Linked DNA regions of Homo sapiens: region 2 is linked to region 1. A link is a contact called in ENCODE POLR2A ChIA-PET data. All regions are on one chromosome and are shown on one strand. The core of a region is the stretch at or near the end of the contact, and the rest is flanking DNA. Distances in the headings are between cores, read along the strand shown. Region 1 overlaps FSTL4 (follistatin like 4). Region 2 overlaps FSTL4 (follistatin like 4).

What was found. ChIA-PET counts read pairs that join two places held with the same protein, here RNA polymerase II (POLR2A).
Region 2: POLR2A ChIA-PET joins it to region 1 with 18 read pairs in activated naive CD4-positive, alpha-beta T cell. The contact joins two enhancer-like sites. POLR2A ChIA-PET finds 5 or more read pairs at or near these places in 2 of 52 experiments (Panc1 and activated naive CD4-positive, alpha-beta T cell).

What each region holds. Positions count from the first base shown.
Region 1 is chr5:133,271,683-133,276,514 of GRCh38, forward strand. All of the region lies in intron 6 of FSTL4 (follistatin like 4), which reads right to left. FSTL4-AS1 (FSTL4 antisense RNA 1) reads left to right here. Exons shown (of 2, transcript XR_007058939.1): 2 at 4,059-4,290. Among named protein-coding and RNA genes, the nearest start is that of FSTL4-AS1, 18 kb to the left of the region's middle. Within about 2 kb of position 2,154, at least 2 of the 41 ENCODE cell types and tissues checked have a DNase peak (open chromatin) inside an H3K27ac peak, as active enhancers do.
Region 2 is chr5:133,481,303-133,486,134 of GRCh38, forward strand. All of the region lies in intron 3 of FSTL4 (follistatin like 4), which reads right to left. Among named protein-coding and RNA genes, the nearest start is that of MIR1289-2, 56 kb to the left of the region's middle. RefSeq lists enhancers at 829-1,330, 1,331-1,830. Within about 2 kb of position 2,534, at least 2 of the 41 ENCODE cell types and tissues checked have a DNase peak (open chromatin) inside an H3K27ac peak, as active enhancers do.

The DNA of each region.
Region 1 (4,832 bases), core at 904-3,403:
ATGTTCCTAATAACAGCCTAAGTCGTAACCTGAATTTTTATGTAACTAATTATGACTGTGACTTGGGTATGAAAGATTTATACAATCAGAAAAGAAATTACCTGGGTTATCTCTGAGCAGGCGGGGGATGAACTGCATAAGGAAGTTAATCAGTTTTCTAGGTCATACAAAAGGCACCTGCACGGTGCTGGGTGGCATGGCCAGTGGCAGAGGGAGGGAGGGATGCAGGGGATGCCCTCCTGGGACCTCAACAGAGCTGCTTTTCCTCCTCCACCCTGAAGAGCAGCCAGCTTTGACCGGGGGGCTTTGGAATCGACACTTTCTCCCAACATGACTTTCTCACCCCCAGCTTCCTAAGAGCGACTCATGGTACGCAACAGTTCCAGGGAAATTAAAACACAGTGAGGTGAGTGGCTTAATGGGAAACAGGAGACATCCCAACAAGGGGAATGTACCAGGAATGTCAATTCCTACAATCAGAAAGGAAGCCAGAATTCTATTAATTTTTGCACCTTAAAGTTTCATTTCAGTTAAAAACAGGGACTGAAAATTAATGACACGGCCATTTCTTGAAGCCAACAACCAAAGGAATGAGTGTTTGCCAAGAAGCAATAGCTCTTGTAACACTTACACTCACTGCATTCTTAACGCATTGTTTGTCTGTGGAAAAAGCAGTTTGCCCAGCGTGGTGGTAAGGAGGGCATGATGGAAAGCCGGCGTGGAGGGAGAGAGGAGGCACGCGCGTGCAGCGCCGTGACGTGCATTTAGTTACACGACGGCTTCTGGAGGCCCACAACTGATTAATATACACGGGCTTGTTCATTTACTCAGCATTATGTTTAATCATTTAATTTCGCAAGAGTTTTTAGATCTTTTAATCATCCTAATATTCTTCTTATTGCAACATATTACTAAGCTGTTAGTTCAGTTCAATTAAAAAGTGTCATCCAAAAGTAATTTATTCCATATGCGTCATTAAGTGGATACCCCAGATATGTCTGCATTTTAAAGGAATAATAACTCTTCCGATTTTATTAGTCTGTAAATGAGTGCGCTGCATTAGCACTAAAGGCAGCATCGCGAGTGGTGAATGTTTGTAGGCATTGATGTGGCAACAGATCTATAACTGTTTCTCTGGATTTTGTACTAAAACTCAGAAGAGAAGATGAAAACTTGGGCCATCTGTTAGGACTTGTAATTCTCAGGTGGCCCCTGAAACCCAGTTTGACTTTCTGATGCTGATAATATTTGTCATAGAACAGCCCTTCAGTTCCCCTTCTGGGAGCTTCTTGCCAGGGTTTGCCATCCCCTGCAGGAGCAGGACGGATTGGGCCATCAAGGGCCAGAGTTGCATGTGCTGGGGGCCAGCGCTGGGCATAGGGAGAGGTTAGTCCCTTGTCACAGTTCTGACCTTCCTGGTTGACTCTTGTGATATTTCCTCTGTTCTCTCCAGGGAAGTGCTGTCCAATGGTATGGCAATGCAAGCCACATATCTGATTTACATTTCTTGTAGCCAAGTAAAAAGAAGAAACAGCTGATAGTAATTTAATAATATCTAAACTACTCTTTTAACATAAAATCAATGTAAAAATTAGTTAATGAGATATTTACCTTCTTTTTCCACAGAAGGCTTTAAAATCTAATGTGTATTTTATACTTACATCTCAATTTGGACTAGCCTAATTTCAGGTGCTCAGCAGCCACACATACCTAGGACTTGTAACATAGCCATGTTGGAGACTTAGCTCTAGAGTCCTCCAGCCTGGGGCCCTGTGTGGCCTGTGGCTGTGGCTTACCTGGGCCTGTGGCTCCTCTTAATGGAGGAGGGAGCTACTTGGGGTCAGGGTTACCTGGGGGATCTTACTGAAGAAGTTGGCAGCCCTGTTCTTCGAGCTTCTCCCAAGGGGTGCAGAACAGTGGATACTGGCTACTGATGACCTCTGAGGCTTGACTTACCCTGAGGTTTCAGGAACCCAGCAGGCCCCAGGCTGGTGGAAAGAAACAGCTGCAAAGATGCTTGTGACCACGTATCTGTGTTCACAGGCCTTTGCGTAGCTGAAGGGAAACCTACGTTTGCAGGCAGCGGAAGGAGTAACCCACTCCAGGGATAACAGGGAGCTCTGCCCAGGGAGGGTCCATATCCGCCTCTCACTCCACCGTCCTTCCCCCAAGCATGAGTCAGGGCATGCAGGAGGTGCTGACACACAGCGGAGTTCCCTTCTGTGCCTCCAGCAGGAGACTAGCCTGATTACTGAGCTCAGAGAGTCAGCTTGGTCCTTAGCCTGCTGCATCCCACAAGGAAAGATTTACTCTCCTTGGGGAACAAAGTCTTCCATGATGAGACACTTAGGATATTAATGCCTGCACTTTGAGGCCCAAGTGTTCATTTTTCTTTGGCAAACTCTCAACATGGCCAGGGCGGTGGCTGGGGCTGATGGAGTTGCTTGCAGAGATGTCCTCTGGGCAGGCAGGGATGTTATTTAATACTTGAGTCTGGTGACAGCAGCCAAAGGTGGTTCCCATTTCCTGAACTTTAAGCAGTTAATCCCCTCAGCCTGTGTCCTATTTGGGCCAGCAGAAGAGCCTTGAGAAGTGAGGGACAAATAGAGAGACCTTGCAAAATCTTAATGCCCTTCTCTACTTTTGCAAAATGCTGTGCTTATTAATATCTCATTCTCAGAAAAAGGGCAATCTGTGCTTTTTTTTTTTTTTTTAGGAGAACAGCAATAAAAAAGGAAAATTAAATTAGCAACTCTGTCTGAGCTTCTCATCCATTCAAGTGTCTTCAACTTCATAACCTGTTAACTTACTTAAACTCTGGCCACCTATTTAAGAGGTTTCAAGAAGACAGCAGTATTCTGCCTGACCCCATTGGAATGTCAGCCTAAGAGACACAGGTCTGAAGCCTAGGGGCTGGTCCCGAGTGAGAGGGCTTTGGTGGGGTGGTGTGCTCAGACCGCCCACGTGACCCAGAAAGCTAATCCTTCCGTCAACACAGCAGTCCTCGCTCCAAAGCACACACTCAACTCCAAGAATTAGTCAAATACAATTACACACATGAGGTGGCCTCTCCACCCCTATTAAATAATGGGAAGATAAAACTGTCATCAGAGGAAAACATCACAAAGAATCTGTACTTAGTAACCAGGACAAGGTACCAGTAATAGCTGCTAACAGTTATTGGGTGCCAACTGTATACCTGACTTTGTCCTATGCATAGGACCTGCTACATAATTTACAGGGCCTTGTGTAATATAAAAATGCAGTTCCCTTTGTTTAAAAAATTATAAGAATTTAGGCTGGGCACAGTGGCTCATGTCTGTAATCCCAGCACTTTGGGAGGCCGAGGCGGGTGGATCACTTGAGGTTAGGAGTTTGAGACCAGCCTGGCCAACATGGTGAAACCCTGTCTCTACTAAAAATACAAAAAAGTTAGCTGGGCTTGGTGGTGCACGCTTGTAATCACAGCTATTCGGGAGGCTGAGGCAGGAGAATCACTTGAACCCATGAAGTGGAGGTTGCAATGAGCTGAGATTGCACCACTGTACTCCAGCCTCGGTGACGGAGGGAAACTCTGTTATGAAGTTCAAAATGTGGCCAGGCACAGTGGCTCATGCCTATAATCCCAGCACTTTGGGAGGCCGAGACAGGCAGATCATCTGAGGTCAGGAGTTCGAGACCAGCCTGACTAACATGGTGAAACCCTGTCTGTATTAAAAATACAGAAATTAGCCAGGCGTGGTGGCGGGTGCCTGTAGTCCCAGCTACTTGGGAGGCTGAGGCAGAAGAATCGCTTGAACCCGGAAGGCGGTGGTTCCAGGGTGCCGAGATCGTGCCACTGCACTCTAGCCTGGGCAACAAGAGAAAAACTCTGTCTTAAAAAAACAAAAAAAAAAGGAATTTCAAGATGTCGACAGCAGAGCATTAAAGCAAGCATGGGCCCCTTCTGAGTGTGGACCCCTGTGTGACTACACATGTCTCAAGCCAGAAGGCTGCATTGCATCAACTGGTTTAATTCTCGTAACAAAATACATACGAATACCCTCTCCATTTTACAGATGAGCAAAGCAAGGCTTAAAGAGCTAAGGAGACTGTGGGAATGAAGGTTTCGAAGTGGTCTGAATGGAGAAAGAAGCGGTGGGAGAGCTGAGTCATCATGCAGCACACGGCAAGGTAGCAGAAAACCCTGGAGAACAACAGCAGCCTGCCCCAGAGTCAGCCGTGAGCGCTGATTTAGTTTCAGGAAAACAATAACACTTTGTCCCATTAAATTAATGTTGTTAATTTGAAGTTTATTGGTTTTGCAGTTTGCTTTTATTTCATTTATAAATTTGTTTTAGCTTTATGGCTGTGAGAGAGCTCCCTGCATAAGGAACGTGTACCTGGTTTTATGTTTGTACATATTTAAGTAACATTATACTAAATATAACTCAAGTCAACAGAGAGCAATCACAATGTTTCCCCTCTAAGTGGGGTCTGCACCTTCCTTAAGGAGGGAAATACATCTCTTGTCCCCCAGGGTGGAAGCCATAGAGGGTGCTCACAACCCTGTCTTCAGCTGGCTGCCAGCAGGGCTGTCCTGGCTTGCTTGGGGCCTGTGATGCTGGACCCCAGTGGAGAGGGAGGGCACGCGTAGGTGGCTCCTCTGAGCAGGTGGCTGTCTACAGGCTGGGGATGGCAGGGCCCCGGAAGGTCTGTCCCGCCCTGGCCTCCCTCCTGGCTGCTGCCCTACATTCCTTTGTCTTGGCCCAGGGAGCCCTTAGCCTTATGGCAAATTCTTGAAAAGTGTCCCTGACCCAAAGGCAGGGAGGGCCCTGTAGGAACACCCAGGG
Region 2 (4,832 bases), core at 1,284-3,783, 210 kb after region 1:
GGCTGAGGTGGGTGGATCACTTGAGGCCAGGAGTTTGAGACCAGCCTGGCCAACATGGCAAAACACCTATCTGTACTAAAAATACAAAAATTAGGTGGGCATGGTGGCACACACCTATAGTTCCAGATACTTGAGAGGCTGAGGCAGGAGAATCACTTGAGCCTGGGAAGCAGAGGTTGCAGTGAGCCAAGATTGCGCCCCTGCACTCCAGCCCGGGTGACAGAGTGAGACTGTCTCAAAAAAAAAAAAAAAAAAAAAGCTATTAAGCTTTTTTAAGGGAACTCATCACAGGTAGTCAGCTGCTCAGCTTGAAAGAACATTCTATTTATTTGTACATTCAATAAATGTTTATTGAGTGCTCACTATGTGCCAGGCTCTGGACCACTGTCTGGGTTCACAAGGGTGAACAAGTCAGACATAGACCCTACCTACATGGAGCTTACAGTCTGATGAAGAAGCCAACAGAGCAACCCGGAATTGACCAATTGACCTGTCATCAAAAGGAAGAGGTCTGCTGCTGGGACAGCAGCTCAAGTGCAGTCATAATAAAAAGGGCTGTAAATCTCCAATGCCTCTCTGTGCCATCTAAGGCATTCATACCCCAACAAAAACCATGAGAATAGGCAGAAAGTGCTGGGTCCAAGCTTTGGGGAATTTATCTTGAGAAGGAGGGAAGGAGCAAAGGAAGCTGCCACCAACATGGAAAAGGAAAACATCTGAAGATGAACTGTGCTGCGGTCTGGCGATGTCTGCCTGCAGATGCAGTGCCAGTTTCACTAACAGCTAATGCAAACTGATGCAAAAACGTCCATATTGCAAAGGAAAAGTGGAATCCCAAGACTGTTGATGGAATCTGCTCAGTATGGAAGGAAATGCCATGCAAATGTGTGTTTGAAAGATAATCAGGAAGCCAGACTGCAATGCCAAGAAAAATAAACCCAGTCTGATAATCCAGACTATCCTGGGCCAAAGAGCCAGATCTGAGCATTGCACAGGTTTCTGGCTGGCACTACCCTAGCATCAATGCTGCAGAGCAACATTTACTACAAGCAACTGAAACAATAGGAGAATCTGTTAAAAATAATCAGGCTCCCATGAAACATAACTGGCAAGGGTAGGGGCTGCCCAGAGGTTAGTCTGGGCTCAGCCATGGTTGTTGCAGGCCCTCAAGAGTTCACAGAAATGGACTGCTTCCAGAGAATGCTGTAGGGCTTACAGAGGCTGACCCCTCACCTTGCCCATGGTGCACTTCTCCCTGCCAGAGAACTAGCCAGGCCACCCACAGCACAGCCTCACAGCTCCACAGCAGAAACAGACGCCAGGGGCCCCAGCTATGGTGAGAGTGAGCAGGTGGCAGGGGCTGTCTCACCACAGCACATGGCTTGCAGGGTGTGCAGGTAAGGAGAAGGTGTTGGTATGCACGAGAGTGGGGATCCCAAGGCCTCCCAGGGAGGGCAGGGGCTCTGAGATCCCTCAGCTGTACAAATTGGCAGGAGGGAACTTCAGAGCAAGCCTACAGGGAAGCTCTGCATTTCCTGGGAATGATGACTCCTGGGCCCCTTGCTGATAATCCAGACTACCCTGGGCCAAAGAGCCAGGCCTGAGCATTGAAAAGGAACTTGCAGGCTGTCATGGACCAAAGCCACCTATGGAGAATGATATGGTTTGGCTGTGTCCCCACCCAAATCTCATCTTGAATTGTAGCTACCATCATCCTATGTGTCGTGGGAGGGACCCAGTGGGAGGTAACTGAATCATGGGGGCAGGTTTTTCCCATGCTGTTCTCATGATAGTGAATAAGACTTATATGAGATCTGATGGTTTTATAAAGGGCAGTTCCCCTGCACAAACTCTTGCCTGCCACCATGTAAGATGTGCCTTTGCTCCTCCTTCACCTCCCACCATGACTGTGAGCCCTCCCCAGCCATGTGGAACTAAGAGTCCATTAAATCTCTTTTTCTTTGTAAATTGCCCAGTCTTGGGTATTTCTTCATAGCAATAAGAAAATGAACTAATACAGAGATAGCACAAATGCCCAGCAAAGGGCATGTGACAGAAGGCCGGCCTTGTTCAGGGATGCAAGTGTACATGCCCCTACATGTGTGTGGACTGCAGAAGCCCATTCCTAGCACCCATCCCAATAAAAGGGCTAGGATAAGCTGGCTGGGGCTCTGACTGGACCCTCTTTAAAGCCTGACCATTTAAGCGCACTCCAGTCCCCCGTGGATGGGCTAGTTATCATCTATTCTTTCATCACAGTTTACCCTCTGACACTGGCTTCAGAGTTGCCTCATTATTTAGCCTGGAGGCCAAGGCCAGGTCATGATCCAGCCTTTTCCTTTTGGTGCTTCGGAGCTTCTCATGATAAGTCTTTGTGTTTCAGTAAGGCACAGGCGGGACATGGTAGTGGGAGACATCAGTAGGTCTCCAGGGCAGGTAGGGGCCTCTGGGTAGGGGCAGAACATGCTCAGCAGGAAATAAAATCCTTTCCTGCTGCCAGTTCTGTTATACAGCTCCCAGGCTGCCTCCTTGGCTCTCACCCAGGGCAAGGCCTTGCCCAGCATTCTGCACTACAGAGGTGCTGGCTATAAAGGCTTTCCTGTCTGTGGCTCCTCCCTGCAGCCTGCCAGGCCTCCAAGCGAGAATGTCCACTCCTGCTGTCTTTCTCTGGACTCTTCTCTCCCTACCCCCACCTCAAATCTCCAGCTCTCCTCATCCTGGCTCCAGCCACCTGGCTGCCTTTCACTTCCTTCTACCTTCCTCCACATACACCTCTGCCTAAGTAGGAGGTCCATATAGATTCTCTCTCCCTGGGTGTGGCACCTTCTCTGCTGTACAGCAAATTGGGCAATGTCCTCCTCTCCCAGGCATGGACTCCTGAAGCAAACGGAAGGCCCTGCACAAGTGGCACCATCATCATCTCTGAGCCCTCTCTTTGCAGAACATTGAAATGGAGGAAGAAAAAAGCTTTAAGCAGCATTTCATTGAAAGGCTTCTCACACAGAACTTTGACGATGACACTGGGAGAGGCTACTTATAAAAATAAAACTTTTTAAGAAATAGAGTTTTTCTTCACTCGGTTTTCTTAAACCAAGATTTAAGAAATCTCGGTTTTCTTCAGTAGCCCAGGAGGAAGGAAGAATAGAAGATATCTACTAGCCCACATGAGAGAAAAGCTTTATTCTCTTACATTTACAAGAATCATCATGTGTCAAAGAGAAATATGCTATTCTATAAGGTTTAAAACAGGTCATCTTAGAATTCTCATCCTGCCTTTGCCAAAACATAAAGAGAATTTCTCCTGCTTTCTAGACCTCCACTGCTGTATCTGCACTTGGTGGAAGCCCTTTCTACACGCTGCTCAGCAACATGGTCTCTATCGTCTCTTAAGTAACAACATAACACAGTGAAAAGAGCCTAGTGTCAGCGGTCAGGGTCAGGACACTTGAAATGTAGCCACACTTCTGCAACCGATGTCAGTGTGAGGGCTTCATATTCCCCTTCTGTAAAATGGGGATTCCTTCCTTCTTACTTTGCATAGGTGTCATAGAATTAGTTGAGATCGTGAATGTGACAGCTCAGAGCTTTCTAAATGTAAGCACCTTGTATTTATTAGGTAACAGTTCTTATTATTGCTGCAGGGAAAGGTGCCATGCAGTTCAGAATCAAGCTCAATTCAGGCATGGTTTGAAGGGTAACTTCAGCCAAAGAACTTTCTAGCTCTTCTCCTTTTTCTTTGTCAAGGATTTTAAAACATTAATATTACCCTTGACAGTAACCATAAATTTTGGTTTAAAAATGAAATGTGTCTGCCCCAGGTAGTGCCATTTCTCTGTCCAGAAAATAATTTCATGAGACATTCTAAGAGTTTCTTTCAATGGCCACAAAGAGGACACTTCAGCAGCCGCTGCTGTAGGAAAATTTGTTCTCTTAAGCATGTGCTTCTGAACAACCAAGGAGGCAGAGTTCACATTCACAGCCAGCTCTTGGGAGCAGATGCTGAAGAATATCTGCCTGGAGACTCACAGAGAAAGCAGGAGGGAACCCTTTATGGGCAGGTAATGGCGCAGCTTCCCATGCAGGCAGACCTTGCTGGTTCAGGCTAATTGGGAGGACAGCCAGCCTGTGTTGGCAACAGCTGAATTTGGGAACATTGAAAGTGAAAAGTAATTTAATTTCAGTACATGCAGCAACTCAAATTAGGCTAAGGAAGCATGGCCAGGACTTGCTGCTCAGCAGAGGTCCTTTAAACCCACTTTAAGAGAGGTAAATGATTTATAATCAGCACATTCCAAGCAAATATGCAAATAGCAGGAGCCATTGCAGCTGCAAACAAGCTGCGGTCCTAAGTGGGCTGGCAGGGCAGGCAGGAGGCACTCCTTCAGGCTGCAGCAACGTTCGGGTCCTCGGCAAGCACTCTGGCCCTGGAAAACTCAGCCCAGCTGCTGGCTAAAGAGTCAAATACTGTACAGGACCAGGGCTGAGTTGCTGAGGTTTGCCTCGAGTGCCTGGGAGCATCTTACCCACTGTACATGGACATGTTTTGTTCCTGATCCACAGTTATCTGACACATTACTTGTCACAGTGGGCTTCTTCCAGAAAACAAACTCTCCTTCAAGTGGCAAATCCCAATTTTCTCCAGTTCGGGACTATGGAGCCTGTCTTCCCATTGGTAAATGGGCATATTCCCAAGGGAGCAGGAAGTACAAAGGCCCAGCTCCTGGGGGAATGGCACTCACGGTGAGAATGGCTCACACTCATGAACATGTGGCCTTCATGCGACCATCGGTAAAAACACGGGCTCATGGAGGAGAATAAGCAAGGTGTGGGCA